Linked DNA regions of Homo sapiens: all the other regions are linked to region 1. Evidence: chromatin contacts called from ENCODE Hi-C or POLR2A ChIA-PET data. All regions are on one chromosome and are shown on one strand. Each heading gives the region's core, a stretch centred on a gene start or an enhancer-like site at or near the end of the contact. The rest is flanking DNA. Distances are from core to core; before and after follow the strand shown.

Region 1 (2,925 bases), core at 311-2,810:
CCCAACTCGCTGGGATTACAGGCACACACCACCACGCCCAGCTTTTTTTTTTTTTTTTTTAGTTTCACCATGTTGGCCAGACTGGTCTCGAACTCCTGACCTCAGCCAATCCGCCCAGCTTGACCTCTCAAAGTGCTGGGATTACAGGCGTGAGCCACCACGCCCGGCACACCACTTTAAATTACATGAATCTATTACAGCACTCATGACTGTCATTATTTGTTAATATATTTTTCTTGCTAGACTGCATACTCATTAAGGGGAGAAACTATCTTCATTTCTAGCTGCTAGCACAATGGCCTCAGTTCTTCATCTCTACAATGAGATTAGTTTCACAGCTACCTCATAAATAATCCAGAGAATCCATGTAAAGTGCTTAAACCAGTGCCAGGCCATGCAGTAAGTGCTCAATAAATGGCAGCTGCTACCATTATTTAATTGGTGCCCAATAATTACTAATTGAGTGCAGTTCAAGGTTTGGGGTAAAAATGCCTTTTTCTATAGCTCAGTATCTAAATCTGTGAATACTCTGGAATTTGGAAATGCACTAGAAGAATAATATTCTCGTCCCTTCAGCCCAGGGAAAAGGCAGCAGAATGAATAAAGAGGAAGCACATTCCAACATACAGGTTTAAAGTCTTGTTTTTTTAAAGTAAGAGTGGATTACATTATTCAAGGAAGACATCTACTCAAACACAGGAGGTAACTAACAAAAAATTCTACCAACTTAAATCTTTTTAGGATATACATTTAAACTTCAAGAGCACCATTAACACTACAATGTCTAATACTCTAGAGGGCAAACTCTCCGTAGGCCATTTTCTCCAGACGTAAAATTAAGGTACACCTACATAAATGTCCTCTTAGCAATGTTCACAGAAGTCTTTGAAAGGTGAAACTCAAAGGTAGGGCTCAGGGAGGCGGAAAAAACAAGGGAACAGAGTGGGCTTAATGGTGGTGGGTGCAGGGAATCTAGGGGTCCTGGTTCTCGTCGGAATTCCATCACTTAGAAACTGTGTAACCTTGGACATGTCACCTCCTCTTTCAGGGCCTTACTGGGAAAATGAGGAAACGAGACAAGGTATTTTCTTCCCTTCTGTGTGACATTCTGATTCTGCGTTTAGAAGAGGAGGGAATGCACCCGGTAGAGGGCCTGGGGGCGGGAGAGGCACACGATTTTAAAACAGCTCCTCCGTTCTGGCTCTACAGCCAGTCTCTACAAGCTTCCGTACCGCAGAGACTCAAGAACTGGGTCTCTGAGCCTGAGAGGAAGCTCCAGAGAGTCCGCCCGGATTAGGCCACAGAAGCGCCGAGCTCCCGCACAGACAGCCTCAGGGCTCACCCCCAACTACGGCGACAGGGCGGACCCGCCGGCTCCATCAGATGCACTACCCACCCGCCTCGAGAGAGGGTCTGCAAGGCGGCGACCGCTCCGCTGGCTAAGCCCAGCGGCACACCTATTCGGAGCTCCAGGCTCGTCACCTACCGCCTGCGCAGCCCGGCGGCAACAGCCGCAGCTCCCCAGCCCCGCCTGGCCGTCGCCGCCATCTTAGTCCGGAGTGCCTAAGGGTCTCCCTGACAGAACCACGAAAGATCTGCGCAGCCGCAGGCTGGCCGGTAGCTGGGCGGGCACTGGGAAGAGCCCACCCTACCGGCTGCGGGCGGTCCTGCTGCGGATAAGTGCGGTGGCCTACGCGCCGAGGTTTGCAGGCTACTGCGTCACCCTGACCAAGAGAGGCCGGGGAACCTTTCCCGTTTGCGCCAACGCTTGGTTAATTCACGCAGCACTGTGAACGCATGCGTGTTTCCGTACTTTGTTTTCCCTGTTGGCTAGGTTTTTAGCTGGTGCTGGTGCTGCCTTGCGAATGCTGTTTCCAGCCCCTAAACCTGACCCATTCCCTCCTCTAGGACCCTACTCAGCCTCCAGGCCCAGCTCAGTGACTGCCCCCAAAGACTCCCTGGAGCATTCCTTCTAAAAGGTTCTCGCATTTCTCCTGCCCTTTTCCCATGGGTCTGATGTGGAACTGTGTCTAACCCTTCCTCATAGCTGTGCTTGTCAGCTGCCACTTGGTCATCTTGGACCAACCCGCACAGAGGATGTATCTGGTACAGTGCTGCCCTTCTCCGATTAACATGAGACTTGACTAGTTTCCAGGGCAGAGTGCCAAAGCCCATTACCTATTCTTCCAGAACCTTCCTGGAGTATTCCGTTTTCTCTAGGACAACGGTTCTCAAAGTGCGGACTAGGGGCCAAAAAAAAGCAGGAGAACACGTTAGAAATGCACGTTAGAACATGTTAGAAATCCTGGGCCCCACTTTATACTTACTGAGGCACAATCTCTGTAGGTGGGGACTAGAAATCTTTGTTACTTGCTTTTTTTTTTTTTCTTTTTCCAGAGACAGGGTCTATCTCTGTTGCCCAGGCTGGAGAGCAGGAGTGCGATCATAGCTCACCAAAACCAACTCCTGGGCTCAAGTGATTCATCCTCCAGCCTCAGCCTCCCAAAGCACTGGGATTACAGGTGTGAGCCACGGTGCCTGGCTTTTATTAGCAGTAGTAGTAGTAGTATTTTTGTAGAGAAGAGGTCTCCCTGTGTTGCCTGGGCTGCTCTTGAACTCTGCTGGCCTCAAGTGATCCCTCTCACCTGGGCCTCCAAAAGCTCTTAGGTTACCTCACCCTGCCTAGTAGTGTTTTAACAAACCCTTCCCAGGATTCTGATGCCAGCTAAAATTTGAGAATCACTGTTCTGGAAGACAGAGGACTGGTTTCCAGAATGGAAACAGCACACCTGTTGTTGAACAGGTTGAGGCCACACCCAAGACAACCCTAGTAATTTCTATGGCCCACAGACACATCTAAGAGGGTGGGTGGGTTTCAGGCCTGCAGCTCGCCCGGGCCCGCACACTGAGTGGGCTGTGCCTCCT
Region 2 (2,925 bases), core at 125-2,624, 480 kb after region 1:
ACCTGAGGTCAAGAGTTCGAGACCAGCCTGGCCAACATGGTGAAACCCCGTCTCTACTAAAAATACAAAAATTAGCCGGGCGTGGTGGTGGGCACCTGTAATCCCAGCTACTCAGAAGGTTGAGGCAGGAGAATCGCTTGAACCCGGGAGAAGGAGGTTGCAGTGAGCCGAGATCGCGCCATTGCACTCCAGCCTGGGCGACAAGAGCAAAACTCCCTTTCAAAACAAACAAACAAAAACAATAATCTTGTGAGTGTTTTCATCTAGAATTAAAAGGGAGGGGAAAACCCCAAAAGAGATTTAAGCAAAGAATCTTAGGGTTTAATGCCATTCTGTAGGTTCAGGAAGTCTCTGAGCTTTAAAAAGCCGCTCGCGTGAAAGTAATTAATTATTCCATCACTTCCCGGGGGTGGAGGGGGGTGCGGAAAAGGCGCATGAGCTCAATGCTGTATACTGCAGCCCGATTCCAGCTCTTTCTTGAGGGCAGAAAAAACGCCGAGCGGCGAGCATTTAACAACGGCCGGCTTTTCTTCTCAAGCCCCGCAGCAGCCACGTGGCGCCTGCCCTAGCTCCCGGCTCACCGGCCACTAGCCTGCACCGCTCTTCGGGAGGATTCGAGGCTGGGCCCTCGCCAGCCCGAGTTCCGCGAAGCCCAGAACCTCCAGGGCCGCGGCCACCAGACCGAGGGCTCCGGCCCCGAACCCAAGCGGGGCAGAGCGCCCAGGCGACACGAGGTGCCAGCCTTCCATTCGATGGACGCCTGGCAGGTCCCCGGAAGTTTTCCCCGGGGACAGGTCTTGGCAACAGGTCCGAGGCAAGGCCGGGTGGAGCAGAGCTCCGCAGCGGCTGGTGAATCAGCGCCGCCCAGCGCCGGACCGGCCCTCCCAGCCAATGCCAGACCCGGTGAGGAGCAGCCAGGCTGCTGACCATCAGCCACTTAGGGCTCGCCTGGCCTGGAGAAAGGTGACATCATCGTAGCTGGGAGGTTTCCGAAGGCTTCACCAATGGGAGACCGGCGAGGTGCTTGCCTTCTGCAGCTCTTGGCCAATACTAACAAAGCAAAAGGGGGCCCGGGTTGTTGGTATAGAACCAATGGGAAACAAGGAAGGAGCACGAGGCGGAGTTGCGAATCCTGTCACCAGTTGGAAAGAGGGGGTGGAGCCCGGGCCTTGTCAAGTGTGACCAACCAGCGAGAGGAGCGGACTTTGCGGGGTGGAGCCCTGAAGCCCTCTCCCAATCGCACAAGTGTAGGGGCGGGGCATTCTTTGGGGGGCCCAATGAGGAACGCGGCCGAAGCTGGCCTGTCAAGAGAAGGGGCTGGGGGCGGGGAGATGGTGAGTCGGGGATAAACACTCCGCGGCGGTGGCGGCTGCTGCTCTGCTCCGGGTTCTGTCACTGTGTCGGCGGTGCCCAGCTCACTGGCCCCCTCCCTCTCTTGTCGAGCGTGGTTGCCAGAGAGGCTCCCTCAGCCCTGCTCCGCGGGGTCCACAGCGGGCTCCACAGCGGGCTCCATAGCGGGCTCCACAGCGGTCCGGCGGCGGCAGCGAGCCCGTGGGCAGTGGGGGTTGGTCCCGTGGCTCCGGCCCCCGGTGCAGAATGGCGGCGGCGGTTCGGATGAACATCCAGATGCTGCTGGAGGCGGCCGACTATCTGGAGCGGCGGGAGAGAGGTGCACGGGGACGGGGAGGGGTCCACTCGAAACGAGGCCGGGGGTCCTGTGGGGCCGGCCTCAGGTCCGGGCGCCCAGCCGCTCCGGGGGTGGTTGGAGGCGGGGAGACCGCGAGCGCTCCCAACCCCTCTGGCTCTCCCCACGCGCGGTCCGAAGGGAAGCCGCCGCTGCCCCAAAGCAATGAATGGGGTGGAGAAGGGGCTGCCGCCCGCCGGGGTCCCGAACGCCGCCCCTTCCCCAGCCCTTCACGAGTGGGTGGCCGGGGCCCCCTCCGATAGCCTCCCTGGTTTACCTCACCCGGGCTGGTCCCGGCCGGCCCCCAGGTGGGCCCGGCGCCCCAGTCTCCTGGGCAGAGGAGCAGCGCCTCCCGGTCCCCGGCTCACGGTGCTTGCCCCGCACCTTCGCCTGAGCTGGTTCCACTTAACCCGCACCAACCTGCTGGATGTAGCCAGTGGGAAACCCAGGCTGCGTGAGCCTAGCCACTACTGTGTCTTTCTCAACAATGAGCAGCTGGAATCCTCCTTACACCTGCTCCGAATTGACGATATTCACACAATTTTTTTTTAAATCATTGTTCTCAGAATTCCACCTTACTCCATTTAATTATTTCCACAATATTCTTTTAAAGATAAATAAAGGAAAAAGGAAATACTGTAGAGAGGAGAGAGCATTAAATATTCTGGGCCCATTCATTAACTGGATCCTCCTGTTTTCTAGAAGCTGAACATGGTTATGCCTCCATGTTACCATACAATAACAAGGACAGAGATGCCTTAAAACGGAGGAACAAATCCAAAAAGAATAACAGCAGTAGCAGGTAATTTGGTAAATACTTCTTTCTGTCTTTTAGATTATATTGTAGGTGACACAAACTGCTGAATGTAAGTTTTCTGTTGTGATTATAACCCTATAAAATTACATTGTGGCCGTCATGATTCAGTAATGTACACATGGACTTAAGCCATTGCAGGAAGCTGTTTCTGTTTGGGTTGAGGGAACTGAAAAGAAAAATAGAAATGTTTTACATTTCTTTATGAACTTTATTCAAAATTTAATTTCACTTTTCTTCCCTTTTGGAACAAAAAAATCTGTGGAAGCTTCAAGTGAGATTAGCAATGGTGACAGTATTTTCCCTTCAGAAGTTGCAGATTCAGGGCAAGTTTTCTATAAGTCAAAATGCTGGACATTATCCATTTCTTTTACTTTTCATAGTAATGATTTTATAAACACATTAAAGTACCTGACTTGGCATAAGT
Region 3 (2,925 bases), core at 226-2,725, 340 kb after region 1:
TTTTTGTTTTCGACAGAGTCTTGCTCTGTCACCCAGGCTAGAGTGCAGTGGCGTGATCTCAGCTCACTGCAACCTCTGCCTCCTGGGTTCAAGCAATTCTACTTCCTCAGCCTCCCGAGTATCTGGGATTACAGGCGTGCACCACCACGCCTGGCTAATTTTTGTATTTTTAGTAGAGACGGGGTTTCACCATATTGGTCAGGCTGGTCTTGAACTCCTGACCTCGTGATTCGCCTGCCTCGGCCTCCCAAAGTGCTGGGATTACAGGCATGAGTCACCGCGCCCGTCCTCAAGCAATTCTTGTACCTCAGCCTCCCTAGTAGCTGGGATTACAGGCATGCCAGGCTAATTTTGCTATTTTTAGTAGAGGCAGGGTTTCACCGTGTTGGCCAGGCTGGTCTCGAACTCCTGACCTCAGGTGATCTGCCCGCCCCTGCCTCCCACAATGCTGGGATTACAGGCGTGAGCCATCTCACCCTGCCCTATGTGTTAATAACCATTTAAAAATTTCCACCCTGCTAAGACTAGTCCGTGACTCTCTGTGCCTTTCTCCATTCTTCTCTTAACTAACCTCATGTTTTTATTAGCATCTGTAAGACCCATAAGGGGAAACTGAGAGAGAAAATTCAATAAGACTCCCTTGGTTTTGCAGCAGTAAGGTTATATGAGGTGTTTATGTAAAAGGAGCCCCCCCCCCCCCTTTTTTTTTTTTTTTGAGACAGAGTTTCGCTCTTGTTGCCCAGGTTGGAGAGCAGTGGCGCAATCTCAGCTCACTGCAACCTCCGCCTCCCAGGTTCAAGTGATTCTTCTGCCTCAGCCTTCCGAGTAGCTGGGATTACAGGCACCCGCCACCATGCCTGACTAATTGTTTGTATATTTAGTAGAGACGGGGTTTCATCAGGTTGGCCAGGCTGGTCTCAAACTCCTGACCTCAGGTAGTCCACCCACCTCGGCCTCCCAAAGTGCAGAGATTACAGGCGTGAGCCACCGCGTCCAGCCAAAAGGAGCCCCCTTAATCACAGCGTTTACCATGACCTGGGTAACAGGCATATTCAGCAGACAAATACCCCGATGATCATCAAGCCAGTCCTCTGTGGTTTGCATATGAAGCACATCAGCTGCTTCATCAGGGGTATTCTACTTGGCATTTATAAGGGGAGAGGAACAGTCCCCCTTCTCAGGGTAAACAGACCTTAGTGTGGCTTTTGTCCAGTCCACCAGGCTGGATGTTCTCTCAGGAATAACCTCCTATGTGTCTGGACCACCTGAAACATCTGCGATTGCTCCATAGAGAGCTGTGGGTCCTGCATCAACCCAAACATGAATGCTAGCATTTTGAATACTCTGCAGTGTTCGAAACCTAAGACACTGTCACTCACTTAGTTACTCACACAACCCATTTGAATAAAGGTTCTTCAGGAAGTTTATGATACTGATCTACAAAATGAAATAACTTCTTCACACTATACCCTGTGGTTTCAATCGTTTCATGGTTTGCCTTCCACCCCACATAAACTGCCTTCTTGGTTACCAGAGTTCTTAGTGATATTGTCTAATCTCAGCATGATTTTGCCATTGGTGGGTGGCTTTGCAGTTACTGGCTAGAGCGCAGACTCACTGAAATCTGAGCTTGGTCTGACCCAGCACTCTCTTTTAATTTTATTTTATCTGTTACAGATAATAACCAAGGGACTGAATATATCGCCTTTTCTTATTAGTTTGCATTTCCTTATGCTTCCAGTGAGCCAACACCTTGGGGTAGCTTTTACCTTTACTAACAGATCTCAGCATGGTATGCTACTCCGTACCATGAGTGGCTGTTACCAATGCCATGGGTTCTTGTAATCACCCAGGATAGAAATCAAGAGCAATCACCATACATAGCAGCAAAGAGAAAGTTTGTTTTGGCTCATGCACAAGGGAGCCAGTGCTGAGAAAGGAAAAGAAACAGACTGCTATCGGAGGATAGTGTGTGGGTTAGTTTTATAGGGTCTTTCCATGGGAAAGGGTTACATCAGAGCATGTATAGGAGAGGCTTTTCTAGCACTCATGCTTCTTCATGCATCATATGCAACATTAGTATTTTAAATCTCCACCCCATGCATTTTTAGCCTTAAAATGAGGAAGGGTAACTGTAGGTTGGACTTTAAGTCTAGCTATGCATGCAGGGCTCCAGGGAAGTCCCCAGCCCCCTGAAATAGGAACTCGTGGTTAATAAGCTTCTTGGGTCTTTTGTTATTAATTGGCTGAGAGTTAGATAAGTTAAAGCTTGAGTGAATGGCTTCTATCATTTTCTTCCAGGCCATTTTATTTATTTTTATTTTATTTATTTATTTATTTATTTATTTATTGAGACAGAGTCTCACTCTGTTGCCCAGGCTGGAGTGCAGTGGTGCAATCTTGGTTCACTGCAGCCTCCACTTCTGGGGGTTCACATGATTCTCCTGCCTCAGCCTCCTGAGTAGCTGGGATTACAGGCACTCACCACCATGCCCAGCTTAATTTTTATATTTTTATTAGAGATAGGGTTTCACCATGTTGGCCAGGCTGATCTCAAACTCCTGACCTCAGGTGATCTACCCACCTCAGCCTCCCAAAGTGCTGGAATTACAGGCGTGAGCCACCATGCCTGGCCCAGACCATTTAAAAATAGGGAACCCACCAGCCTGCCTATCTCATGACCATGTGGCCACCCAGGAATCAAAGTTTCTCATCCCCAACCCTTTTGTTCTTTCTCTTCCCAAACCACATATTTCTGCAAGCCAGGGCCATTCTAGCAAATCCCACTTCTGACACCAATTGTATAGGAAAACAAACTATTTTTCCTTATACTTTAACACTTTTTCACTTCTAGCACCAGATGTGATGGGTGAGGGGGTGGGGTGGGGGTTCCCACATCAAGCATCAAGCAGTTCTTCAGTTCTC

The links. A loop is a pair of places that touch in the nucleus more often than their neighbours do. ChIA-PET counts read pairs that join two places held with the same protein, here RNA polymerase II (POLR2A). Pooled maps may share reads with other maps.
Region 2: a map of sigmoid colon shows a loop between it and region 1 (6-fold over the local background). The contact joins the promoter of MXD1 here to the promoter of NFU1 in region 1. A Hi-C loop is called at or near these places in 1 of 168 maps with a recorded cell type or tissue (sigmoid colon) and 9 of 50 pooled maps. POLR2A ChIA-PET finds 5 or more read pairs at or near these places in 7 of 52 experiments (CD4-positive, alpha-beta T cell, CD4-positive, alpha-beta memory T cell, HEK293 and 3 more).
Region 3: a pooled map shows a loop between it and region 1 (4-fold over the local background). The contact joins the enhancer-like site here to the promoter of NFU1 in region 1. A Hi-C loop is called at or near these places in 6 of 50 pooled maps. POLR2A ChIA-PET finds 5 or more read pairs at or near these places in 2 of 52 experiments (Caco-2 and naive thymus-derived CD8-positive, alpha-beta T cell).

The regions. Positions count from the first base shown.
Region 1 is chr2:69,435,875-69,438,799 of GRCh38, forward strand. NFU1 (NFU1 iron-sulfur cluster scaffold) reads right to left here and starts at 1,561. Exons shown (of 8, transcript NM_001002755.4): 1 at 1,487-1,561. The coding sequence starts at 1,548. RefSeq lists an enhancer at 1,417-1,566.
Region 2 is chr2:69,913,735-69,916,659 of GRCh38, forward strand. It overlaps MXD1 (MAX dimerization protein 1), which reads left to right and starts at 1,375. Exons shown (of 6, transcript NM_002357.4): 1 at 1,375-1,669; 2 at 2,387-2,486. The coding sequence starts at 1,597. RefSeq lists enhancers at 539-588, 601-1,206, 689-798, 899-1,098 and a silencer at 1,749-1,978.
Region 3 is chr2:69,773,641-69,776,565 of GRCh38, forward strand. The region is part of intron 1 of ANXA4 (annexin A4); the gene reads left to right. Among named protein-coding and RNA genes, the nearest start is that of SMANTIS, 24 kb to the right of the region's middle. Within about 2 kb of position 1,476, at least 6 of the 41 ENCODE cell types and tissues checked have a DNase peak (open chromatin) inside an H3K27ac peak, as active enhancers do.